Regions from separate parts of the Mus musculus genome. Here region 1 is linked to region 2. The links are chromatin loops, found by intact Hi-C in ENCODE. Cell type or tissue: heart. All regions are shown on one strand. Each heading gives the region's core, and the rest is flanking DNA. Links, peaks and the distances in the headings are about the cores only. Region 1 holds the start of Cirbp (cold inducible RNA binding protein). Region 2 holds the start of Stk11 (serine/threonine kinase 11).

What was found. A loop is a pair of places that touch in the nucleus more often than their neighbours do. Peaks named below come from ENCODE experiments on the same cell type or tissue, not always from the same donor. Only the 100,000 strongest peaks of a DNase experiment are listed, where the experiment ranks them.
Region 1: it touches region 2 in a loop (6-fold over the local background); 2 of 42 quality-filtered maps call a loop at or near these places.

What each region holds. Positions count from the first base shown.
Region 1 is chr10:80,160,142-80,171,978 of GRCm38, reverse strand. It overlaps Cirbp (cold inducible RNA binding protein), which reads right to left and starts at 4,140. Exons shown (of 7, transcript NM_007705.3): 1 at 4,063-4,140; 2 at 2,063-2,171; 3 at 1,857-1,963; 4 at 1,639-1,777; 5 at 1,473-1,554; 6 at 1,215-1,285; 7 at 324-997. The coding sequence starts at 2,165. The coding sequence ends at 981. In heart, for the core only: a CTCF peak has its summit at 6,765 (motif pointing right); DNase peaks (open chromatin) are centred at 3,438, 3,738, 4,218, 6,818 and 8 weaker places; H3K4me3 peaks cover 6,804 bases; H3K27ac peaks cover 7,870 bases.
Region 2 is chr10:80,111,034-80,122,870 of GRCm38, reverse strand. It overlaps Stk11 (serine/threonine kinase 11), which reads right to left and starts at 7,076. Exons shown (of 10, transcript NM_011492.5): 1 at 5,964-7,076. The coding sequence starts at 6,253. In heart, for the core only: CTCF peaks have their summits at 5,647 and 7,143; DNase peaks (open chromatin) are centred at 4,985, 5,540, 7,280, 8,150 and 3 weaker places; H3K4me3 peaks cover 5,243 bases; H3K27ac peaks cover 3,697 bases.

The DNA of each region.
Region 1 (11,837 bases), core at 2,678-10,677, 49 kb before region 2:
CTGCAGAGCTAGCGGGGGAGCAGCGGGCGAGTCTCGGAGGGTCTGTGGCTCGCGTCTGTCCCCCGAGGGCTGCGGCTTCGGAGGCTAGCAGAGAATGCCTGGAACTGGCGGGGCGCAGCCGCTAGGCAGCCTCGCTGGCCCTGCCTGCACCCGGCCCTGTACTGGGCGAGGCCTCTGCCGCCCTGCAGCCCCTCAGCACTGCCCACTCCCGTCCCCACTTGGCTGCTTGTTGCCTCCCGCACTGCCCTGCCTTCCTAGCTGCTCTGCTGGCCACGGAGCCGCAGCTCAGTGTCGGCAATGAAAGGGAAATGGTCAGAGCGAGATTCATTTCACACGGTCTTTTAATCGGCTTCGTGAAGCCAAAGAAACTGCGTACAAGAATTCCTCAGCCACTGTGAATACAACATCGATGGAGTATGCATGTCTTCGGTAAAAAAGGACAATATAAATAAACATTTCCACAGCCTCCCGGACTGCTATGCTCCCCATGGGCTTGAGACATGTGCCCGATGGGCAGGACCTGCTGCAACTCCGCAGCCGGGCTGGGGAGCTGGAGGGCCATGGCTTGCTCAAATCGAGTCCATTCCATCTCAGGAGGGGTGGGGCGCCAGACTTCAGGGGCGACCACACAAAAAAAGAAAAAAAAAGAAAAGCCACAACCAAAAAACCTGAAAAAACAAAAACGAGTAACCAAAACCCACACAACCCGACAATTTAGAAAAAACAAAAACCCATGGCTCATGGTAAACAGTAAAATCTGAAGTGCTTTCCAAAACGTTTTTAAGAATACTTAAAAACAGACAGCGCTTCCTTAAAAACAGGTCTAGTCACGAGGCCATCTTGGGTCAGAAGCAGGCTGCTGACGGGTCAGAACGGAAAGGACTACAAAAGTGGGAACAAGGTGCTCACTACACAACGATCAGCGAAGCTCCCCCATCTTAATTACAGCCATGGAAGGACGATCTGGACGCGGAGGGCTTTTACTCGTTGTGTGTAGCTGAGGACAGAAGCGGGACAGTGTAAAGTCACTGGAGCTTGTGCTCCGCCCGCGCGCGTGGGAGGTGGCACAGGGTTTCATGCACCTGGTGCCCTGACCTGTACGGCAGGCCTGGTAGCTGCGCCCAAGGCTGAGCGGCTTAAGATGCTCTGAGGACACAAGGGTTCACCGAGCCCAACCGCAGCCACTCAGATGGCATCCTTGGAGCTAGACTTACCATAACTGTCATAGCTGTCTCTGTAGGACCCTCCCGAGCTCCGATAACCATAGCTGCCACCCTGACTCCGGCTGTGGAAGGACACACATGGACACCCAGGCTCAGCCCCGTACCAGGTATAGTTGGCAAGAGTTGGTTCTCAGTAGAGAACAAAACCAAACCACCTACACTAGTCTGCCCTTCCCCTGGTGCACCCTCCTCCCAGGCCCAGCTGCCACCACCGAGGCTGAGCCTCCCCAAGGCTCCCATCTGGCTCACCTGGCATAGTAGTCTCTGGAGCCTCCATAACCCCCACTCCGGGACTCAAAGCGGCCACCTCCATAGCCCCGGTCTCCTCCTCCTGTAGATGATCGAGAACAGAGTCAGGGAGTCCCTACTCCTGCTGCAGTGCCACCACCAGCTGCCAAGGCACCCCAGCACTCACCTCTGGAGAACCCTCGGCCCCGGCTTCGTCCCCCACGGAAAAAGCCCCGGCCTCCAGCAGAGCCACCCCGGTATCCTCGGGACCGGTTGTCAGAAGACTTGCCAGCCTGGTCAACTCTGATCTGCCGCCCGTCCACAGACTGCAGGAGAAAGTTAGGGTCACTGTACCCGATTCCACACCAGACCTATCCAAGGTAAATTGGCTGACCTGATCCTCACCTTCCCATTCATAGCCATCATGGCGTCCTTAGCGTCATCGATATTTTCAAAGGTGACAAACCCAAAGCCTCGGGATCGCTGGGTCTCCCTGTCCTTTACCACCACCACTGCAGGAGAGAGACATTAGATGTGCCCAGTCAGCCCTCTGCCCCCCACCCCCACCCCCAAGTAGAAGCCGAGAACAATGATCCTGACCCAAGACTCACCTTCGGAGATCTGCCCATACTTGGAGAAGACCTGCTCCAGCGCCTGCTCGTTGGTGTCGAAGCTGAGTCCTCCCACGAAAAGCTTGCCTTCATCTGATGCCATGGCAGCCTATGCACACACCATAGATGTTTGCCTTAACCACCACCCCTTCCAGAAACTGAAGCCAAATAGCATATTTAAGAATATGCTTTTCAAAAAAAAAAAAAAAAAAAAAAAAAGAGTAACATATTTTATGTGCACTGGTGTTTTGTCTCCATATATGTCTCTGATGCTGTCAGATCTTGGGAGTTAGTTATGAGGTGCCATGTGGGTGTTGGGAATTGAACCTGGGTCTTCTGGCAGGCAGGCAGTGCTCTCAACCCCTGAGCCAACTCTTCAGCCCCCCACATTCTTTGCCTTTAAAAAATTGAGACAGTGTCTCCTTTTATAGTCCAGGATGGCCTTGGAACACCTGTAAGGATAAGTCACTGAAAGCTTTAAGGAGTTAAAGCTGCCTCTTCCCATCCCTTACCTACATATGTATGTATGTATGTATGTATGTATGTATGTATGTATGTATGTATATAAATAAAAGTAACCCACAGCTGGACATGGTGGTATATGCCTTTGATCCCAACACTTGGGAGACAGAGGCAGGCAGATTTCTGTGAGTTTTGAGGCCAGCCTGGTCTGCAAAGAGAGTCCAGGATAACCAGGAGTACACAAAGAAACTGGGGGGGGGGGGCTAGGGGGGAAGCATGGGGGTGGGGGGAGAGGACCCCATGGTCTTACTGGGAAACCTCAGCTTCAAGTGGGGTTTCTTTCACACCTCTCATCCAGCCATTCAAGTCACCGAGATGGGAAGATCAATGAGAAAAAGGACACTGTGGATCAGTTTGAGAGACTGTTTCAAAACAAATACCCATCTCGCCTAGCCTGTGGGAGTTGGAGGCAAAGGAACAGAATCCAAAACCAAATACAATTGCACAGCAAGTTCAATACCCTTCTGGGCTACACAAGAGGGAACTCTTTTTGCTTTTATCATCCCAAAGGCATATGGAATACTTTGTCATACAGCTGAGGCTAACCTTAAATGATTCTAGGTCTTGATTACACCTGGCCAGAGAATCCCAAGGTTAGGATCAAAATGGCATGGTCACTTTGCAAATGTGTGTGGTTGGGGACAGAAATGATAGTGACTGCCTACCCTCACTAGCATAGAGTTGTTGGGCCAGAGAAACTTCACTACTGAAATACGCTTTTAGGGTACTGTCTGGAGGTGTGCCAGTTGTGGGATGCCTCGCTTACTCAGCCAAGGACTAGAGAAATGTTTTTGCACGATGGACTCAAGGGAGAAAGGAGGTTGGCCCAAGAGGCGTGGCTAGCGAAAGGGGCGTGGTATCTAGACAAAGTCATTATTGGCAACCGACAACTTGGAAAATAAGTCCACTATACCACGAAACCAGTCTACCTTGGGGGCAATAAACTTGGGGCACAAAAGGACAACATTCAAGCCTACATGTGCTTTTTTGTTCCCCACGTGGAACCACAAGGGAAGAGAAAACCGAGGTAGAGCCAGCTGGAGTAAAAGGGTCGCACGCGACACAGCTCCACATCTGCGGACAACCGGACTTTGGAGGTAGGAGCGCCCCGCCCCCGGAGCAGCGCATGCGCCAAGCGCGCACCCTGCGCCATTCCATCCGGGCACTCGGCAGTCCCGCCATTTCGCCGGCGAAGCTTTTCAAAGCATCGCGGCGGCCATTTTACAAAAAAAAAAAAAAAAAAAAAAGCCCACCGTTAAGGTCGGCCTCGGCCCGGGGATGACGCGCGGTGGAGGACGCCCTCCGACAAGCGTGAGGCCCCAGTGTCCCGCTGCCCGCCTCGCCGCCGGCGGGGCGGACTCCAACCCGGGCCCGCCCCCAAGTCCCAGGGGCGTGCCGCTGCGGCTCCGCCTCGCCCGAGAGTCACAGGCCGCCCGCCGCCCCGGGCCCCTCAGAGCCGGTGCCGCCAGAGCCCTCACCGCTGAGTCGGGCAGGTCCCTGACGCGAGCGGGAAGACAGCGCGCCACACACACCCAAGCTTCCTAAGGCGCGAGTGCGAGGGGGAGCGCAAGAGTCCCGCCTGATATACTCCACTCCTGGAGCCACGCCCCTTAACCCGCCCACCACGCCGCGCTGACCAATCCGACGCCTTAGATTCGGCATCTGCGCCTCGGTGGAGGGGCGGGACTCCGTTGGCTTTGCCCTAGTCCGCGCGGAGGCGCTGAGTGTTTTGATTGGCTGGAATCTTTCCTGGCCGCATTTTTCCCCCCCACCCCCCGCCCGCTAGCGACTAGGAGGCGGGGACAGCTGATTTGGAGGCGGAGCTGACCCACTTCCGCGTTCCCGACCCGTTTGTCCTGCGGCGGGGAACAAAGAGCTTTTGCTACCTCAATGAGACTCCCAAATATGGCTCCAACCTTGACTCATCGACTCAACACTTTTATGTTCTTTTTTTTCTTTTAATATTTAATTACAGTTATTTAACTGAGGCGCATTTGTGAAGCCAGAAGACAGATGGAGTCTCTCCTTCCATCATGTAGGTCCTAAGGATCATACTCAGGATTAGCCACAAGCAGCTTTATCCACTGAGTCATCTTGCTTGCCCCTCTTCTCCGTTCTTGCTCATGAAACCAAAACCACCGAATTACTCTAGTCCAAAAGTACCTCCCAATACAACTGCTGCCTAACAGTTCTTTGGACCCCAAGGACACTCCATAAGATCAGCCCTAAAATTTCCATCCCAGTATTAATCACAATGTCAAGATTTTCTCTAGATTTCCTGCACCCAACTCAGTTTTCCTACAAATCTCAACCTGCTGTATAACGACCATTTGAACCCTGATTTCTGCCCATCTCCAACCAGGTGTACATTACCACACAGATGGCAAAACACCACTCTTTTCAATGTGTACCTGCATTTTCTAGAAGAGACCCCAGAGTCTCAAGCATGCCATGGAAGGATTTCTATCCTTGAGCCACACCCCTAACCCCTCACTGCAGAATTCTAAGTAGTGGCTAAACCAAGCTACATCCTTAGCCTTCTTAAACACACACACCACAGAGAACAAAACAAAAAAGTGTATTTTAATTTTATGTATATGGGTGTTTGCCTGAATGTCTATGCAGCACTTGCCTATCTTGCGCTGACAAAGACCAGAAGAGAGTGCTGGATCCTTTGGATGCAGAGGTCCAGACAGCTGTGAACCTTTATGTGGATTCTGAGAATTGAACCCACGTCCTCTGCAAGAGCCCTTTACCACTAGGCCATTTGATCCTTTGAGACAACCTACATTTTTCAATCTATCCTTGAAATCCGTAGGCTCACATCCCAAGTAGCTGTGATAACAGACCCATGTCTCCAGGCTACATTTTCTTCTCCCTCCACTGTGGTTTTGAGAGTCCTGAGTCCTGAGTAGCCTATGTAAGGATCCTTTTTTTTTTTTTTTTTTTTTTTTTGGTTTTTCAAGACAGGGTTTCTCTGTATAGCCCTGGCTGTCCTGGAACTCACTTTGTAGACCAGGCTGGCCTCAAACTCAGAAATCCACCTGCCTCTGCCTCCCTAGTGCTGGGATTAAAGGCGTGCGCCACCACGCCCGGTTTTATGTAAGGATCCTAACTAACCCCCATCTAAGGCAGTTCACCTCTCACTTCAATGGCTTCTGCTTAATATATGGCCTGAGGAACAAGCCAGTGCAGACATCTCCCTAGATATCAGTGATAGGAAATCCACACTTCAGCACTGCCCCTTGGAGAGAGTACAGTCTGGTGACTTGAGAACTGAGACATCCCAACCCTGCTTTAAGCCTCAGACTCACTGACCTTCAGATGAAGTTGGTCGAGGTGACCCAGCTGTCACCAGGAGAAGAATGCCAGGACCCCTCAGGGATTCGATGCTCCCCTCCCCCTAGACAGCAGCTGGTGACTCATGGCCACCCCCTCTGCACTTCGCTCTCTGCACGCAGCCCTCCTATCCCCGTCAGAGCAGCCTGCTGCGTCAGCCACTCACGCAAGGAGGTTATTAAAAAGAGCTGAGAGACCAAGATGCCTTCCCTCCCTCAATGTGCGCAATCCAGGAGGGGAGGGGATCGTGCCTTGCAGGGACCGCTGGACCACAAGCCAGCAGAGCCAGAAGCAACAGTCCTACAATGTGCCCACAGGAGGGAAAATTGGATCCCTGTAATCCCAGCTCCCAGGATCATGCTGGGCCCCTAGCCTGGCTCACATTCTGGCACCTTCCAGTTCCTGGTTTTGAGAATTGCCGTACTCAGTCTTTGATTCATTCATTCATTCATTCAACCAGCACCCACTTACTAAGCTTACTACTAACCGGCTCATTTGGGCCGGGCTCCACCATTACCCATAGCCATTTTCGAGCCCCAGAAAAGCGTGAAAATGTCTGACCCATGGATACGGCTTCAGGGTGCATTTTCTTTCGCCTTTGGTGTACTTGTGTCTAAAGCGTGTCCCGTGTACTTACCTGTGACCACGTGGACAGGTGGCTTAGCTTGCCACCATGACCCTTTGTTTCTTTTGGTGGGCTTTAAAGGAGTCTGAAACTCTCTCTTACACACACCTCATATCCACCAACGCTGTGAATCCCTGAACCACGGGCAAATCCCAAATAGTGCTCTCTGCCCGATAAGGACAGGAGAGGGCGCTACAGCCTCGGCTGGAGTGTTCAGGACTCATGTCCCACCTCTTTCCAGGCGGCCACCAGCTGCTTGGCCAGGCTATGGCCACTAGACGTCGCCATCGTGGACAGTTATCACTGACGGAAACCAGAGCTGTCAGTGTCAGTGCTGGTTTACCTTCGCTGTGCCCAGCTCGGTGGTAGCTGGACTGCACGCTCGAGGTTTGCTCCTGCGCGTCTGGGCAGAGCAGTTGGCCCAGTGTCGCCCATCGGGACACTAGTACTACTCCCAAAGGGATCCCATGTGTCTTGTATAAATCCGAGAGGGGGGCAGGGTGTCAGCTGCACCCCTAGAAGGCGAGTCCAGTCAGTCCTGATCTCGGGCTTACCCTGCACCCCACTCCGCTGCTGGGCGTCGCTATAGAGACGACGAGGGGTGACGCCTCCACCTCCCCATCCCCGGTTCTCCGTCCGCCCGCCGGGTCCTCCCGGACCCAGGCTAATGACCGGGCGGGAGATGGTAATAAGCGTCTGGGTTGGGGACGGGCGTGGCCCGGGATGAAAGGCGCGTTGGGGGGGGGGCACCCCGGGGCCCGGTAATTACCGCCCCCTTCTCGGCCGGGCGGGGGCCGGGGACACTGCACCTGGCCTCTGCCCGGCGGGGGCGCACAAGTGGGACCGTGATGGCAAAGCCTGGAACCCGCCCAGTTAGCTATCCCAGTTAGTTATCCTCTGGGACCAGAGCCAGGGTGGAAGATGCAGCCTATGCATGTGTGGCCAGGTGTGGCGCACATGTGTGCACGTGGGCAGAAGACCCGGAGGGACATAGATGGAAATGTAAGGATTCAGAGAAAACATCTGGATCCTGTGGACAGAGGAAATGGGTTTGTTAAATATGTGTGAAGAGGACACAGTCACCTTTGCATGACTGACCTGTTTTCCCTAAGGACAGGATGGGTGGGCAGGGTGCTGTGACGCCAACATACACGAACACAACCTGGATGTAGATGCAGGGTTAGGTGTACGTGACTGGGTGGGCCAGCACCCACGGAGGTAATGTAGCCATCTATGCCTGTGACTCACGTTCCTGGGTGGGCACAACAGAGAGCTGTGTCAGAGGCACCTGGGCTCTCCCTATTAGTGAGTCCAGAATCACCTGTAAGGGTTAAGCTTGCCTTTCTGCTACAGAGTGGGCTCTGATTTCTCTGCCACTCAAAGAGACTGCATTCTGCTTCTGGAAGGGGTCTGCAGCCAGGGCGGGCTAGGCTCAAGTTCCTGTGACTCATCCCTCCTGCAGCCCTGAGTCACACCCCAGGAATGGAAATAGGAAAGCCTGGGAGGGCCAGGCCCTGCAGGCTCTTGCCCAGACCTGGGCCTTGAGCGGCAGAGGGACGCCTCAGACAGCACACACATCCTATGACATGCCACGCCATACACATGCACATCCACGCCCTCTGCAGCAGACTTGTTGGGCTCACAGTCACAGACTCGACATGCTTTTGGTATCTGATAGATCCCGTGGAAGGTCCTCACGGGTTTCCTATACCTGCTTAACTTAACTGCCTTTTTTTTTTTTTTTTTTTTTTTTTTTTTTTTGGGTTTTTCAAGACAGGATTTCTCTGTGCAGCCCTGGCTGTCCTGGAACTCACTCTGTAGACGACCAGGCTGGCCTCGAACTCAGAAATCCGCCTGCCTCTGCCTCCTGAGTGCTGGGATTAAAGGCATGCGCCACCACACCCGGCTACTTGCCTGCCTTTAATAAATGTCTGGGACTGGAAAACAGTGCACTGAAGCCAGGTCAGGGCTGTAGGAGCAGGAACATGCACTCATTCTAAAGGCACAAGGACTGTATCAGATGTCAAAAAACCACCAGCAACCCTACAGTGATGCCCAGCAAGCCCTGGAAGCTAGGTTCATCAGCCTGGGAACTGACCTATTTGGGTTCCTAAAACTAGTGGAAGGGAGGGGTTGGAAGGCATCTACCCCAAAGGGTTCTCAAATGCTGCTAAGCAAGGGCCACCTCCACCCCATCACCCCTGGGGCAGGAAGAGCCACCCCTCTTCCATCCTGTCCACTCACAGTATGCCCCCTCAAACACATATCTAACAGTAGTGTGGCCTTCCATGTAGGGGTAACACACTAACAGGCTCCCTGGAAACAGAGGTAAGCAAAGACGCTTCTGCCTCGGGCTGGTGGTTTGCAGCACTTCCTCTGCACTTAGCTGCATAGGGACAGTCACATGTGTGCACAAATCCCCAGGTCACCAAGCATCTGTCCACCTCATGGTGCCTGGAGGGTCCCCATGCAAGCGGACACCCTGGAACACCTGTCCACCCAGGTGCAGAGGGTCAGCTGTAGCCCACAGGCCCAGCTGTCTGGGTAGGCGGCACCCAGGCACCTCCCTGACCCCATTGCTTCATCTGAGAAGTGAGTGGGATCTGGGGAGCCTCCAGGGTCTGATGGGGACTAGGTCAAGGGCGGCAGCTGGGTTGCCTCCTCCTCTGCGATGTCTTCTCTGGCTGCCAACTCTTGAGCTGACACCTAACTGCCCCAATTTGTGCGGATTTCCAAGATTCTGCAAATTTCTTCCTTTTTGTCCCTGTGAGACAGGGCCTCGAGAAGGCCATGTGTAGCGGACAGTGACCTAGAACTCTGATCCTCCTGTCTCTGCCTCTCTAGTGCTGGGATGACAAGATAATAGTCACTTTCTTAGGGCACATCTGTCTCCAGCAAACACATTTCCCACCAGTCCGACCAGAGGCAGTGCAAGGAGACCCCGACTTCTCCTTGGCTGGCCTGTGGTTGTGTTTGAAGGAGGAGGCTGCCTTCAGACCTGGGTGTAAATATCCCAACTCTTGGGGCAAGAGCAATATACCAGCAGTCAAAAGCACTGGCTGCTCTTTGGGGATGGGGGGGTTCCAGTGGACTCCCAGCACCCACACAATAACTTACAACCATTTGTAAGTGCAGTCCTAGGGGATTCAACCCAAGTCCTCTTGTGGCTTGCCAGCCCGAAGCCATGAACATGGTGCACATACTTATTCTCACACAAAGCACTCATACACAGGAAAGAAGTCAATTTAAAACAACAAACATAAACATATGCTGACTCTTCTTCCTTTTTTTCCTGTGGGGAACACAGAACGTCAGGCATGCTAGACTAGCCCTTACCACAAAGTTATGTACCCAGCCTGCCCAGCTGTGGGTGTGGGTGTGTGTGGGTTGCATATCATTCACTAAATTGCCCAGGCTGACCTTGAACTAGCAATCTCCAACCTCATCTTCATCTAGGAACACTCACTAGGACATGTATGACCCTGGATGCTCAAGAACCAAAGTGTGGGGTATGGATGAGTTACATGGGGTGTTGTGCAATGGGAACCAGGCCCAAAGTCCTCAGTAAATGCTCCTGGCCTGTGCAGCTGCACTGAGTGTCTGGAGGCCTCTTGGTTAGTGGTGTTCTGCTTCAGTACTGTGGGGCATGACAGCTGTCTGCGGCTGCCTGCTGGGGTGAAGGCTGAGCTCCTTCTTCCATAAGGGCCTGTTCCGCCCACATTCCAGAAGGGTTAGGGGCACCATCTCCTGTTCCCCCACACACACACTCCCTGCCTGTTCTCAGAGGACCTCTGACCTACCTCCCTATCCGTCCCCTGGACACCCAAAGCAGCAGCTGGCCCCACGTCTGTGGGCGGGGGAGGAGGTTGGAATGTGAGGGGGGGAGGGTGAAGAAGGGGGCGGAAGTGGGGGAGGGGAGGGGTGGGACAGCCAGTGAAAAGACGAAAATAGAGGGGCTTGGATGGAGACAGAAATAGAAAAAAAACCTTGAAGGGACCAAGCCAAGGAACCAGCCAGCCTTGCCCTGGAGGAGCAGCGAGTCTTGCAGGTGACAGCCTTCCTCCTCCACCTGGCAGGCTGAGCGGCTCACCTGCCCCGCGTGACACCGGGGAGGACTAGGTGGCCGTGGGTGGGGCTGGAATCAGACTCCTGGGAAGATCTCCACGCCCAGCCGTCGCCGGCAAAGCCTCCTTCCCAAGGCCCGGCAGGAGGGTGGAGCTGTTTGGGGCCCCACGGGGGCGGCTGTGCCCTGCGGGTACCATCTCTGGCCTCCTCCACGGGTTCTGCTCCTCCTAGCTGCCCACGCGGAGCCACCTCCAGACCTCTGACATCTCAGAACTTACTGCCAGGTCCCCAGGTCCCGACTGGAAAGTGGCCACTCCTCCCCCCAGGGGACTCCAGACTCTGGCAGGAAGCCATGACCCGTAGTGACCTCTTTCTGCCCGCCCCCGGCTGCCTGGTCACAGAGACCTGCCCATCTGCGAGGTTATCCTCTTGCGGCTTTGGCAAACACCACCATTCCTTGTCGCCAGCCTCTACTCTCGTCTTCTCACCCTAGGCCAGCCTGGGCATAAGCACCGACTGGTTTTGACCTTGCACTCATCCTTCTACCTCAGCCTCTTGAGTATTGAGATGACACTTGTGCGCCACCCACCTCTCCCTGACTTCTTTATGGAGACCACGGGCAAAGACAGCTGATGATGACCTGGTGTCCCTGGCCGGGGGTCGTTCTCTGATCATCCAAAGTGCGAGCATGCATTTTAAAATCTTTGCCCTCCCCATCCTCCATCCCTTCCATCAGCCCTCGCAGCTTATTCCGGATGATTGGAATTTCGTGCAGTGCAAACCTGTTCTACTGTTTCTGCCTCCACCTCCCAAAGGGTGATTATAACCAGGGTCATGGCCAGGAGCACCACCCCCATCTACTCAAGTCTAGACTTGGGGGATCTCCTTCAAGGCCCTTACCAGCTTTTCTTTTTTCCTATCTCGTTAACCCCTTCATAGCTTGACCTGAATGCAGCCGCAACACACCCTATCTCTCTTCCAACAACACATGGCAAACTCCTATTCGTCCCGCAAAGCCCCCTCCTACTGGTTGCCTTCCATCCTCAAGTCCTCCCAAGAGGCAGGGAACTGTAGGGGAACGGGGGAAGGTCAGTCAACTGGAAGTAGAAGCGGCAGGAAATGCCAGTGTGCAAAGCGGGGGTGCTCGTGGCACGCCTGTGCTGGGGGGTCCACGTGCGACGCCCCCAGTGACGCCCCCTCTTCCGTCCCCGCCCAGTAGCAGCC
Region 2 (11,837 bases), core at 2,272-10,271:
TCTTCAACCAAACCGCAACCAACCTCCCTAATTACATCACCAACCTTGCCTAGGGGTTGGGGCTCACTTTTATGTACCCGATGAAAATTCCCAGAACTCCAAATGTCACACAATCTCAGAAAAGAACTGCAGCTGGCAAAACCACACCTCTGCTAGAGCACGAGGCAAATCATAGCTGCTGGGGACAGTTCGAAGCAGCCCCGCATCCCACACCTGGGATTAAAATAAAAGCACATTCTTATATGTCTGTGTGGTTTGTTTGTTTGGTTTTTTTGTTTTTTTGTTTTTTTTTTTTTTTTTTGAGACAAGGTTTCTCTGTGTAGCCCTGGCTGTCCTGGAACTCACTCTGTAGACCACAGGCTGGCCTCGAACTCAGAAATCCGCCTGCCTCTGCCTCCCGAGCGCTGGGATTAAAGGCGTGTGCCACCACTGCCTGGCTCATTTCTGTGTTTTTTTTAAGGAAACCAAAATTCCAGAATTCTTAAAAATGTCACTACACTCCTCCCCCCTAGAGTAATGCAACGAAGGCTGGGGGGCTGAACTGCATAGACAGCTCTGACATCAGCAGCCTTCCTGGAAGAGAATTAGAACAGAGCCACCCTGAAGGACACTCTCCAGCCTGCCACACTGCCTACAGGCTCTGCAGTGGTCTAGGTTCCCAGATTTGAGAGCCGTCGCCCATGCTGGGGAGGGCCTTGGGGATTCAGCCATCTCTGCTCCTCTAATAATAACCCCAATAAACCTCACTGGTTCACCACACTAGACCTCGGTGGTATCCATACTCTGGTCAGCCGTGGGCTCCCTACCTGGGGTGAACAGGCAGTGCGTAGCATCTCCCCAGAAGTTACACAGCAGATGTTGTGGTGGTTAATAGTGATCAACTCTATAGACACTGGCCAAGTCTGAGGGAGTCTCCAGATTAGACTGAGCAAGGACAAAGTCCTACCCCAAAAAAAGGATTGAGGAGGAGTCTGCCTCCTGCCTGCAGATATGCTGTGACATGTTCGTCATTAGGTACCTCCCCCACAGGGAGGAACTCTGCCTGCAATCGCTTCCTTCCTCAGTGGCCTCAGTCAGGTGCTAGGTGACAGCAAGAAGACAAGTGGATGAGACAGTAGCACAGCATCCTCATGACTGGACATGGTGCTATGTATCTGCAACCCAAAACCCAGGAGGCTAAAGCAGGGGGATTATGAGTTTGAGGCTAACCTGGGCTGATGATGACCCTGGTTCAATTCCCAGCACTCATACAATGGCTCACAACTACCCAGAACTCTAGTTTCAGGAGATCTGATGCCCTCTTCTGGTTACCCAGGTACATTTGGAGTACAATATACAGGCAAAACACTCATAAAGTTTTCATAAAAACAAACAAACAAAACCACCTTACTGAAGCCTCCAGCATCCAACTCTCACCCACAGGAAAGTACTTGAGGGCATCAGGGAGCCTAAGCGCCCGGGCAGGTTCAGACCCAGGAAGGACCCCAACCACCTGGCTTCAGGGCTTTTTGCCATCCTCCTGTGTTCAGGATTTCTTTTAGGTAACTAAGAAAAGCAGGTGAGGGGCTGGAGAGATGGTTCAGTGGTTAAGAGCACTGACTGCTCTTCCAGAGGTCCTGAGTTTAATTCCCAGCAACCACATGGTGGCTCACAACCATCTGTAATGGGATCTGATGCCCTCTTTTTTCTGGTGTGTCTGAAGATAGCTAGTGTACTCATATAAATAAAATAAAACAGACATCCCACATCCTAAGCAGACTCTAAACTTAAGAGAGGGGACACTCCCAACTCAGTTCTTAGGAAGCAGAGCTCAGTGACAGGGTCTGGCACTGGGAAAGTAAAAGTGTGACCCATGCCTGATGCAGAGTCCTGAATTCTGCCCGCACAGCAGATACTCCATCCTGTCATTCCAGTGCGCTGGCTACCCCGTACTGAGTCTGTGGACCAACATGGTTCCCTTGTGGAAGCATCAATTCCCTGCCAAAGAAACCAGCTAACAGTGGACTGGGGAGACAGTAAATCTTGACAAGCAAGCCAGAGAATCTGAGTTTGATCTCCCAATACCCATAAATATCCGACTGTGGTGGTGTATACCGGTGAGCCCTGTCACTTCATCTAGTCACAGGTTCCAGGTTCCTATCAGTATGAAAGGAAGTGCTGGGCACTGAGAGGTGACACCTGAGGATGATCTCTAGATGCCACAGGCACAACAAAGTAAGCCACATGAGGCTATAGCATAGGTGTGGGCACTCAGGGTGTGGGCACACAGGGTGGCCTCACAGCAGGAGCAGGCAGGCAGGCAGGCAGGCAGGCAGGGAGGTAGCAAGAGCAGCTCATCAAGGCTGCTTTGGATGTTTTGTGATCTGAGGGCTGAAAACCCAACAAAGTCCAGGGTGTTTCCTACACCTCGCTAATGTCCTAACTATTCACCATCCACATCACACAGCCTGCCAGTCACCATGGTATGGCCTCCAGTTGTCCCTGGAGAGCTGCCAGCATTTCCCATGGCCCCAGCAACGCAGACAGGTGCAGATCTGGACAGGGTGGTGACACCCAACAGCTGAACACACTGTCTGCCCTGTCTTTTAAGTGGCCAGTGACCATCCAGCACAAGCCACTCTGCCCAGGCAGGTGCTCCCTATCCCCAAAAGAGATGGTGGCCAGACAAGTTGCAAAGGACAGGCAACTCAACTAGGCATGGTCCACACTGCCAGGACCCAGCTTTCGGCTGCACGGCCTTCAGCCCTAACCACTTGCCTACAGGGCAAGCAAGGGGAACTAGGAAAGAGGGTCAAGAGCAAGGACAAGCAGGAGCCCCCACCTAGTGGACTCAGAGAGCACAGGCACAGCTGACCACTCATGACCTGCAACTAGCAAAGAGCAACCAAATGAGCCAGGCAGTGGTGGTACATGCCTTTAATCCCAGCAGAGGCAGGCAGATTTCTGAGTTTGAGGACAGCCTGGTCTACAAAGTGAATTCCAGGACAGCCAGGGCTACACAAAAAGTCTGTCTCGAAAAAAACAACAAAACAAAACAAAAACAAAAAACAACAAAACAAAACAAAACTTTGGGCCAGAGCAAGCAGGGACAATCAGAGCAAGCAGAGGTCCTAAATTCAATTCCCAGCAACCACATGATGGCTCACAACTTTCTGTACAGCTACAGTGTACACATATACATAAAGTAAATAAGTAAATCTTAAAAAAAAAAGAATGTTACCAGGCAGTGGTAGTGCACGCCTTTAATCCCAGCACCCGGGAGGCAGAGGCAGGCGGATTTCTGAGTTCGAGGCCAACTTGGTCTAAAAGTGAGTTCCAGGACACCCAGGGCTAGATGGGGGAAACACAATACAAGAAAACAAAACACCAACAAAAAGCAAGCATACAGAGGCATTCTCCTGGTGGTGAGGGCATCAGCTGGAGAGAGATCCATGCCTTCCACTACACCATACAGACAACATGGAAATGGAAGAGCCTCATCCCCACCGTATTCTGGGTTGGCTTTATCAACCTGTCTCATCTCAAAGTATATCTATGCACAAGCAAGTGGCAACAAGGCCCATGCACCCAGGGGGTTTACATGGGGTTTTAACCACACAAAGCCCCACAGGTAAGGCAGAGCAGGACAACCACAGTACACTTGAGGGGTGGGGGGCTTCAAAGCCATAGAGCCATAGAGCTAGCAGCAGGTCACCAGCAACTTCCTCAACTCTCCTATCAGCTGGTACTAAGATCATGCTACTTGAGGCTACAGAGATGGATCAGTAGCCAAAAGTACTTGGCTAGTCTTCCAGAGGACCTGGGTTCAATTTAACATAACAGCTCATAACTATCTCTAAGTCCTGTTCCAGGGGATCTGACACAGATGCACATGCAGGCAAAACAGCAATGTACGTTAAAAAAAATAAAAATTAAAAAAAATTATTGCGACTTCTCACAGTGGGGATGACAGGAGCCAAGGGCACAGGTCTCTGCAGCCTTGCCAGGAACGGAGGCACTACACTACCTGACGCCCTGGCATGCATCCACAGTATGGTACTGGAAGGAGAAAGCTCTGTGTGCAGACTGGAGGACAGGACCCCAGAGGCTTGCCTGGAAGGTTCCAGACACTTCACCGTGAGAGAGACAACAGGAGTGCAGTCTATTAAGCCCCTGCAGACAAAGGAGCCTTTCTGCCCGCACCAGCTGTTGCCCGCCAAGCTGCCCCTTCCAGGCTGTGGCTGAGTGGGGATCACACAAGCAGGTGCAGCAGCCCTAGGCTTTGCCCTGCAGGAGCCACTCAGGAAGTGGGGAACACCAGCACTCCCATGGAGATACCTGGCTTTGTATCCTGCCAGTCAAGCACCTTACTGCAGGGCAGTGTGTCAGTCTGCAGCTTTTGCCTCAGTTTCTCCTCCTGGTTTTTATCTTGTGTGTGTATATACATGTGCCACAGCATACACATGGAAGTCAGAGCAAACTTGTGAGAACTGAGTCTGCTTTCACCTTGTGGGTCCTGGGGCCTTCACCCTACCAACCAGTTTCCCTTATAAAACCAGGTTTTCCCATGCACTCCTAGCTGGTCTAGAAACAGAAGCAATCCTCCTTCCTCAGTCTCTCCAGCACTGCAATGAGAGGCATGTGTCTACTTGCCCAGACCAACTCCTGTCTTGAGGAACCGTGCAGGCTCCTTATATCACCCTAGTGTGTAGGAGCTCCCCAGTCCTGATGACCTCCAGTGTTGACTGTGTCCAGCATCACTAATTCATGGGGGGGGGGGTTTACTTCAGGATCTAGGGACCAATCTCTCTCAGCTGAACCTGCCTGGCTCTGCAAGCCACACCCCAACCTGGGTGTTGAGATGGCAGGAAGCCTAAAGCAGCAGGTGAGGGCTAGGAAGTCGCAGACAGAGCTCTGGGGCCCTCTGTCACAGGCAGAGAGAGCACACAGGCTTGCCATGTGTTACAAGGACTGCAGCTGACCCAAGCCAGGATGCAGGCCTGGGCAGCCTCCCAGACATGGTGGGCTTCCAAGAACCATTACCCTGAAGCCAAAGGAAGCCACTTGCCTTGGAGACCAGCAGACACCACCTGGAGGTGAGCAACCTCTGGCACCTCCACCTTGAGACAATGATTTCAAGCCAGGAATTTCCAAGCTCAGGCCTCTGAAGGAACACCTGATGCTGGGTGCCCAGGTTCCCCAGTGCAAGACTGACCTAAGACCACTCCTACAAAAAAGGCCAAGGAGGTCCTGAGAGGAGCCTAGGCCACCAGCCTGCCCTGCTCCACCCCTGGGTCCACACATCTGATCCTGGATATCTGTCCACCTTCCTTTCCTGTACGTACCACTCAAAGCAGTGCCCAGCTGGCAAAAACAAGAAGCTGCCAGCCTTTCCTGGGACAGGACCAGAGGCAAGGTCAGTTAGGCAGAGTGTGGCCAGTGCTGGTCCCAAAGATAAGGCCCCTTCTTGGAAGCCGGTAGGTGAAGTTTTCCAAGTTCCGCCAAGCCTAGCAGGCGATAAAGAGTCCCCACGGGCCAACGACGCCAACTACGCGCACGACACCGCAGGGACCTGCGCAAGCACTGGCCGGCTACCCCCCCCACCCCCTTCACCATTATTTTTGGCCCCACCGGTTCCCTCTAGCTGCGTAAACAAACTAGCCACCCGCCTGGCAACGCCCGCCAAAGAAGCCAGGCGCGACTTGCGCCAGGACCTGGCCCAAAGAGGGGGGCTGGAGGCGCAGTTGGCTGCACGACCTCCTGCTAGGACAGTCCTGCAGGCTGCCCTAACATACAGACCCCACGAGGTGACGCTCAGGGATAGATGGGGTAGATAAGGCAGTAAAAGGAAAGAGATGAAAAAGGAGGAAGGAAATGAGAAGAGAAAACGGTTAGAGGAAAGAGAAGAGCCAGAAAGTAGGAGGAAGGGCTGCCCAAGGAGCTCAAGGCAGCGCCCGCGTCGGCCCCAGGCCCTTGGCACCTACTTCTTGACGTTGGCCTCTCCATTGGGGATCCTGCGCAGCTTTTTCTTCTTGAGGATCTTGACCGCCCTGCGGCATAAGGTCTCGGAGTCCAGCACCTCCTTCACCTTGCCGTACGAGCCCTCCCCGAGCAGGTCCCCCATCAGGTACTTGCCGATGAGCTTGGCGCGTTTGCGGCGCGGCTGGTAGATTACCTCGGTGGAGTCGATGCGGTGGATGAAGGTGTCCATGCCCACCGACATCAGCTCGCCCTCGGAGAAAAGGCCCAACGGCTCGGGGTCCGCCACGTCCATCCTGGCCCACTCTTTGTCCTCGTCCCCTTCGGGAGCGCCAATTCTTTTCAAGTTCGAATTCCCCCCCCCCCACCCGCTTCTTCCAAATGTTCCAAGAAGGGGAAAAAAGGAACGGGGAAAAACAGGAACGACCTCCACAACTCTCCCGGTCCCCACAACCGGGTCCACGTCCGCTTCCTGGGCGCCAATTCTTCACTTTTGATTTTCCCCTTTTCTTCTAGGTGCTCAGGGAGAAAAAAAATGAAAATAAGAATGAAAAAAAAAAAAGCAATGAGCCCCCCCAACCCTCGCGTCCCCCCAATTCGGGTCCCCGGGGACGCTGCTTCCGACGGAGGCGACGGTCCGCCGTCGCGGCGCGCGGGCCGCTAGGTCATGTTCGCCACTTGGGCCCCGCGCTCAGGGGCCCAGGCGGCCGCGTCGAGGCCGGTCCGCGCCGTCCATGTCCGGCCCGCGCCGAAGCCGCGCGCGGCCCCTTAGTTCTACGACTTCTCGGGGCGCAGACTCCACCCGGACGCGGGACACCGGGACACCCGCAAGTCGCGGACACGAAATCCGGACAGGAAATCTTCCGGGGACCGAGGGGGGAAAAAAACCACCCCAGGCGGCGCGTCCCCCTCGCCGCCTAGCCGCCGCGCGACAGGCAGGAGGCCGGAGCGGCGAGGGGGGAATCGAACTCCAGGCAGAAAGATGCTGCCCGCGAGAGACAACTCCACGCCGGCGCCGCCCTCGGCGACTCGCGCCTCACTCGCGGACGCCGTGAGCCGCCTCCCCTTTCCTAGACCGACACGCCGCCGCCATCTTGTTTACCGCCCTGCGCCGCGCCGTCGTCGCACGTCGCAACGGTGGACACGCCCCCTCGCGGAGCCGACGTGCGCGGCAGTTGGCTGTAGCTTTAGGCCCCACCTTTCGGACCCGCCTCAATCGCCAACGAGGATTGGGCTATTTGGATCTAGGTGGGCGCCCGAGCTGACATTGGACAGTTCGGGTTCCATCTGAGAAGGCGTGATCTAAATTCTCATTGGTTGTCTGAGACGCCCGTCAATGGGAGTAAGCAAGCGACTGTAAGGGAGCGGCCGTGGGCTGTGGCTTCAAGCCCCGCCCCTCAGTGGTTGGCCCTGGTGTGTGGGGGCGGGACTTTATTTGCCAGTGGCTGTCGCAGACGCCCGTCAGCAAGCGCGACGGGCCAGCGAAACCTCTGGGCTGGCTGTGGTGACCTCGGAGTTTCGGGCCTCCGGTTAGAGTTCACGCGCGTCAACGTCCTCCGGGGAACGGCCGCGACTGGAGGCATGGGGGAGGGTGGAGAGAGAGGCTCGTGGATCCCTAAAGAGATCCAGCCCAGGCTTGCTCTTAACGGCCTTGGGGGAGGGGTCAAAGGTCAAAAAGTAGCCCAAAGTCGACACTCCCGAACCTGAAGCCTTAATGTAGCGCCTCTGAGATCCATGGCATAGAGAGGAGCGTTTCCTGTGCAAAATAAGAGCAGCTGGGCTGGTGAGATGGCTCAGAGGTTGCGGGCGATTGACGTCAAATCTGACTTCATGAGTTCGATCCCCGTAAGTTCACAAGGTGGCTAGAGTGAAATGCCTCCCTCAGGCTGTCTCTGAACCTAGGGACTCCGTGGTAGGCGCGCGCGCGCACACACACAACACAGAATTTTAAATAACAGTTATCAAAAAAGGTGGCTGGGTAAGACGTCGCCGCTGGCCTCAACTCACCTGCTGCAGTGTTTTTGGGTGGTTAATCTAATTATTTTTATCTGTGCCCTTTTTTAACTGCACGAATAAAAAATAAGGGTTGGAGTATGATTGAGGGACGAGTGCTCACCCTGCCTGACTCCCTCTACACACAAGTTTACGCACAGGCCGGTTACAAGGTCCATAGATCCGTGAGTCTATGGTTCCCTCCGAGGCCACTAGGGGGCGGGGTGTACTGCCAGGAGAGTCCTGGGGGAGGGAGAGACCTAGACTCCAGGAAAGGTGGGAAAAGTGCTTGCTCTACATGTGTTCAGCCTTCAGGACTTAAAAGGAGGAGAGAACTGACTTATGCAAGCACATAAATTAAGAAAAAAGATCAGAGAAACAGACGTGAAGACAGAAATCCAGGGAAAACACAGACTAGACAAACAGAGTCAGGCTGGATGGAGGGACAGGTCAGGGGTGAAGAGCACTGGCTGCTCTCCTGAGCACACAGGTTTGCTGGCCAGCACCCACATCACACAGGGAGACTCTGGAGTTTCACCTCCATTTCATTGCTCTGACATTGCCTTAAACTATGGCAGTGATAAGGAAGTCTCCTCCTCCACCTCCACCCTTCCCCTGACAGACTCCAAGGACAGATCCAGAAAGAGTCAGGGGCAATAGACAACATTCTGTTTCTACCCGATCTGTACCTGAGCTCCCCCAGTGTGACAGCCTCTCATGTCCCCAAGACATTACCCTGAATTCTCTGACGGGAAGAGTTATCACTCTGGTGAGAACTCTGGGTCAGAGATATAGTTAGAAGTATTTAGAGATTTATCATATTTACCTGTGTGTATGTCTGTCACATTCAGGACCCCACTGAGGCCTCAGATACCTTGGAAATGGTGTTGCAAATAGTTGTGACCAGGCATGTGAGAGTGCTGAGAACCAAAACTGTGACTTCCAGTAGAGCAGCTACTTTGTAAATTTGGGAACTCAGTACCACTTCAATAACATGAATTATCCCTGAGAGGCCGCAGATTCCAGACCATAGAAGCACAATGGGAATGGTGCCTGGGGTGGGGGGTGGGGTAGAAGCCACCAGGAGGGAAAACTTCAGACTAAAGATGAAGCCTGCAGCCAGGCTGTTTCCATCCCTGCTGCCACATACGTCACACTTACAGGAGGCTCAGGCGGTGGCAGGAAAGAGTTCACCCTCAACTACGTAGTGAGTTCCAGGCCAGCTTGGGCTACATAGTGCTACCATCTCTGTATTAGTCAGGGTTCCCTAGAGTCACTCAACTTATGGATAGTGTCTATACAGTAAGGGAATTTGTGATGATGACTTACAGTCTGCAGTCCAACTTTCCAACTACAGTCAGCTGTGAATGAAGTCCAAAGATCTAACAGTTGCTCGGTCCCACAGGCCAGTAGATTCCAACAGCTGTGCTGGCAAAGAAGAGGGAGTCTTCCTTCTTCCAATGTCCTTGTAGGTCTCTATCAGAAGGTGTGGCCCAGATTAAAGGTGTGTACCACCCGGCCTGGATCTGGGACTTGTTTTTTCCCAGGCTGACCTTGAACTCGGAGCTCTCCCTGTCTTAGTCTCCTGGGACTCATAGTCACTATGCCTCAAGATCTCCATGCCAAGATCCAGGTCAGAAACTTGTATCTTCCAGCCTCCAGATCAGGATCACAGGTGAGCCTTCCAATTCTGGATTGTAATTCATTCCAGATATAGTCAAGCTGACAACCAGGAATAGCCATTACAACCTCCAAAGAAGCAGAAAACATAAAAATAAAAATATCAAAACTAGGGTTGGTGAGATGGCTCAGTGGGTAAGAGCACTGACTGTTCTTTTAAGGTCCTAAGTTCAAACCCAGCAACCACATGGTGGCTCACAAACACCCATAATGAGATCTGATGCCCACTTCTAGTGTGTCTGAAGACAGCTACAGTGTACTTATGTATAATAATAAATCTTTGAGCCTGAAGGAGCAGAGTGGACTGGATCAAGCAGGGCCAACCAGAGCGAGCAGAGGTCCTAAAATTCAATTCCCAACAACTGCATGAAGGCTCACAACCATTTGTTCAGCTACAGTGTACTCATATACATAAAATAAATCTTTTTTAAAAATATCAAAACTAGGCCAGCAGTAGTCATTTATGTCTTTAATGCCAGCACTTGGGAGACAGAGGCAGAGACATGTGGATCTCTTTGAGTTTGAAGCCAGCCTGGGCTGTAGAGTGCAAGAGTGTCTCAAGAAGAAAAAAAAGGAAAAAACTCTAATAAATGTTTGGATAATTTGAGCCAAAACACCCCACCAGAAACTGTCCAGTGAAAACCTCTAAACTCACTGGGCAGTGGCGGCACATGACTTTAATCCCAGCACTCAGGAGGCAAAGCTCTTAAATTCAAGGCCAGTCTGATCTCCAGAGTGAATTCTAGGACAGCCAGGGCTACACAGAGAGACAAACAAAAACCATGTATGAAAGTCTCAATAAAATATCATATTAAAAATTGAGCCAGGCGTGGTGGCGCACGCCTTTAATCCCAGCACTGGGGAGGCAGAGGCAGGTGGATTTCTGATTTTCGAGGACAGCCTGGTCTACAAAGTGAGCTCCAGGACAGCCAGAGCTATGCAGAGAAACCCTGTCTCGAAAAAAAAAAAAATTGAGCCGGGCATGGTGGCACATGCCTTTAATCCCAGCACTCGGGAGGCAGAGGGAGGCGAATTTCTGAGTTGGAGGCCAGTCTGTTCTACAAAGTGAGTTCCAGAACAGCCAGGGCTACACAGAGAAACCCTGTCTTGAAAAAACAAAAAACAAAAAACAAAAAAACAAAAAAAGGCGGGTGGTGGTGGCACATACTTTTAATTCCAGCACTTTCTCAATACAGAGAAACCCTGTCTCTCGAAAAAAAAAAAATGTGTTCGGGGCTGGAGAGATGGCTCAGTGGTTAAGAACACCGACTGCTCTTCTGAATGTCCTGAGTTCAAATCCCAGCAACCACATGGTGGCTCATAACCATCTGTAATGAGATCTGATGCCCTCTTCTGGTGTATCTGAGGACAGCTACAGTGTACTTACATATAATAATAAATAAATCTTTTTTAAAAAAATTGTGTTCGGTGTTGTCATGAAGCACTCTTTTTTTCCCCTTGCTTTTTCAAGACAGGGTTTCTCTGAGTAGCCCTGGCTGTCCTAGAACTCACTCTGTAGACCAGGCTGGCCTTGAACTCTCAAGAGATCCACCTGTCTCTCCCTACTGAGTGCTGGGATTAAAGGTGTGTACCACCACATCTGGCTATAGTGCACACTTTTAATTCCATCAATGGTGAGGCAGAAGCCGGTGGGTCTCTGTGAATTTAGGGTGACTCACAACTGCCTTTAACTCCAGCTTGAAGTGGGGTGTGGCTCTGACTCCCTCTCCTCACCTCCACCATCAGTTGCCCACACATCATGTGCACTGTCTTTGATGTTCAAGTCCATCAAAACAAAGGGTTTATGGGGCTGGAGAGGAGGCTCAGGGGGTGCAACACCAGCTGCTGGATCCAGGTCCAGTTCAGGGCACCAGCATGATGGTTCACAACCATGCCTCTAGTCCCAGGGGATCGACACCCTCTTGGTTACCTCATAACTGCATGCCAGTGGTGCACACACATGCTAGCCAAAACCATCATAGATATGAAAGAAGATAAATAGGATTTCAACAAGTCAAAATGGTCAGGATACGCTGGGCGGTGGTGGCACATGCCTTTAATCCCAGCACTTGGAAGGCAGAGGCAGGAGGATTTCTGAGTTCAAGGTCAGCCTGGTCTACAGAGTCAGTTCCAGGACAGCCAGGGCTACACAGAGAAACCCTGTCTTGAAACCCACACACAGAAAGAAAGAAAGAAAGAAAGAAAGA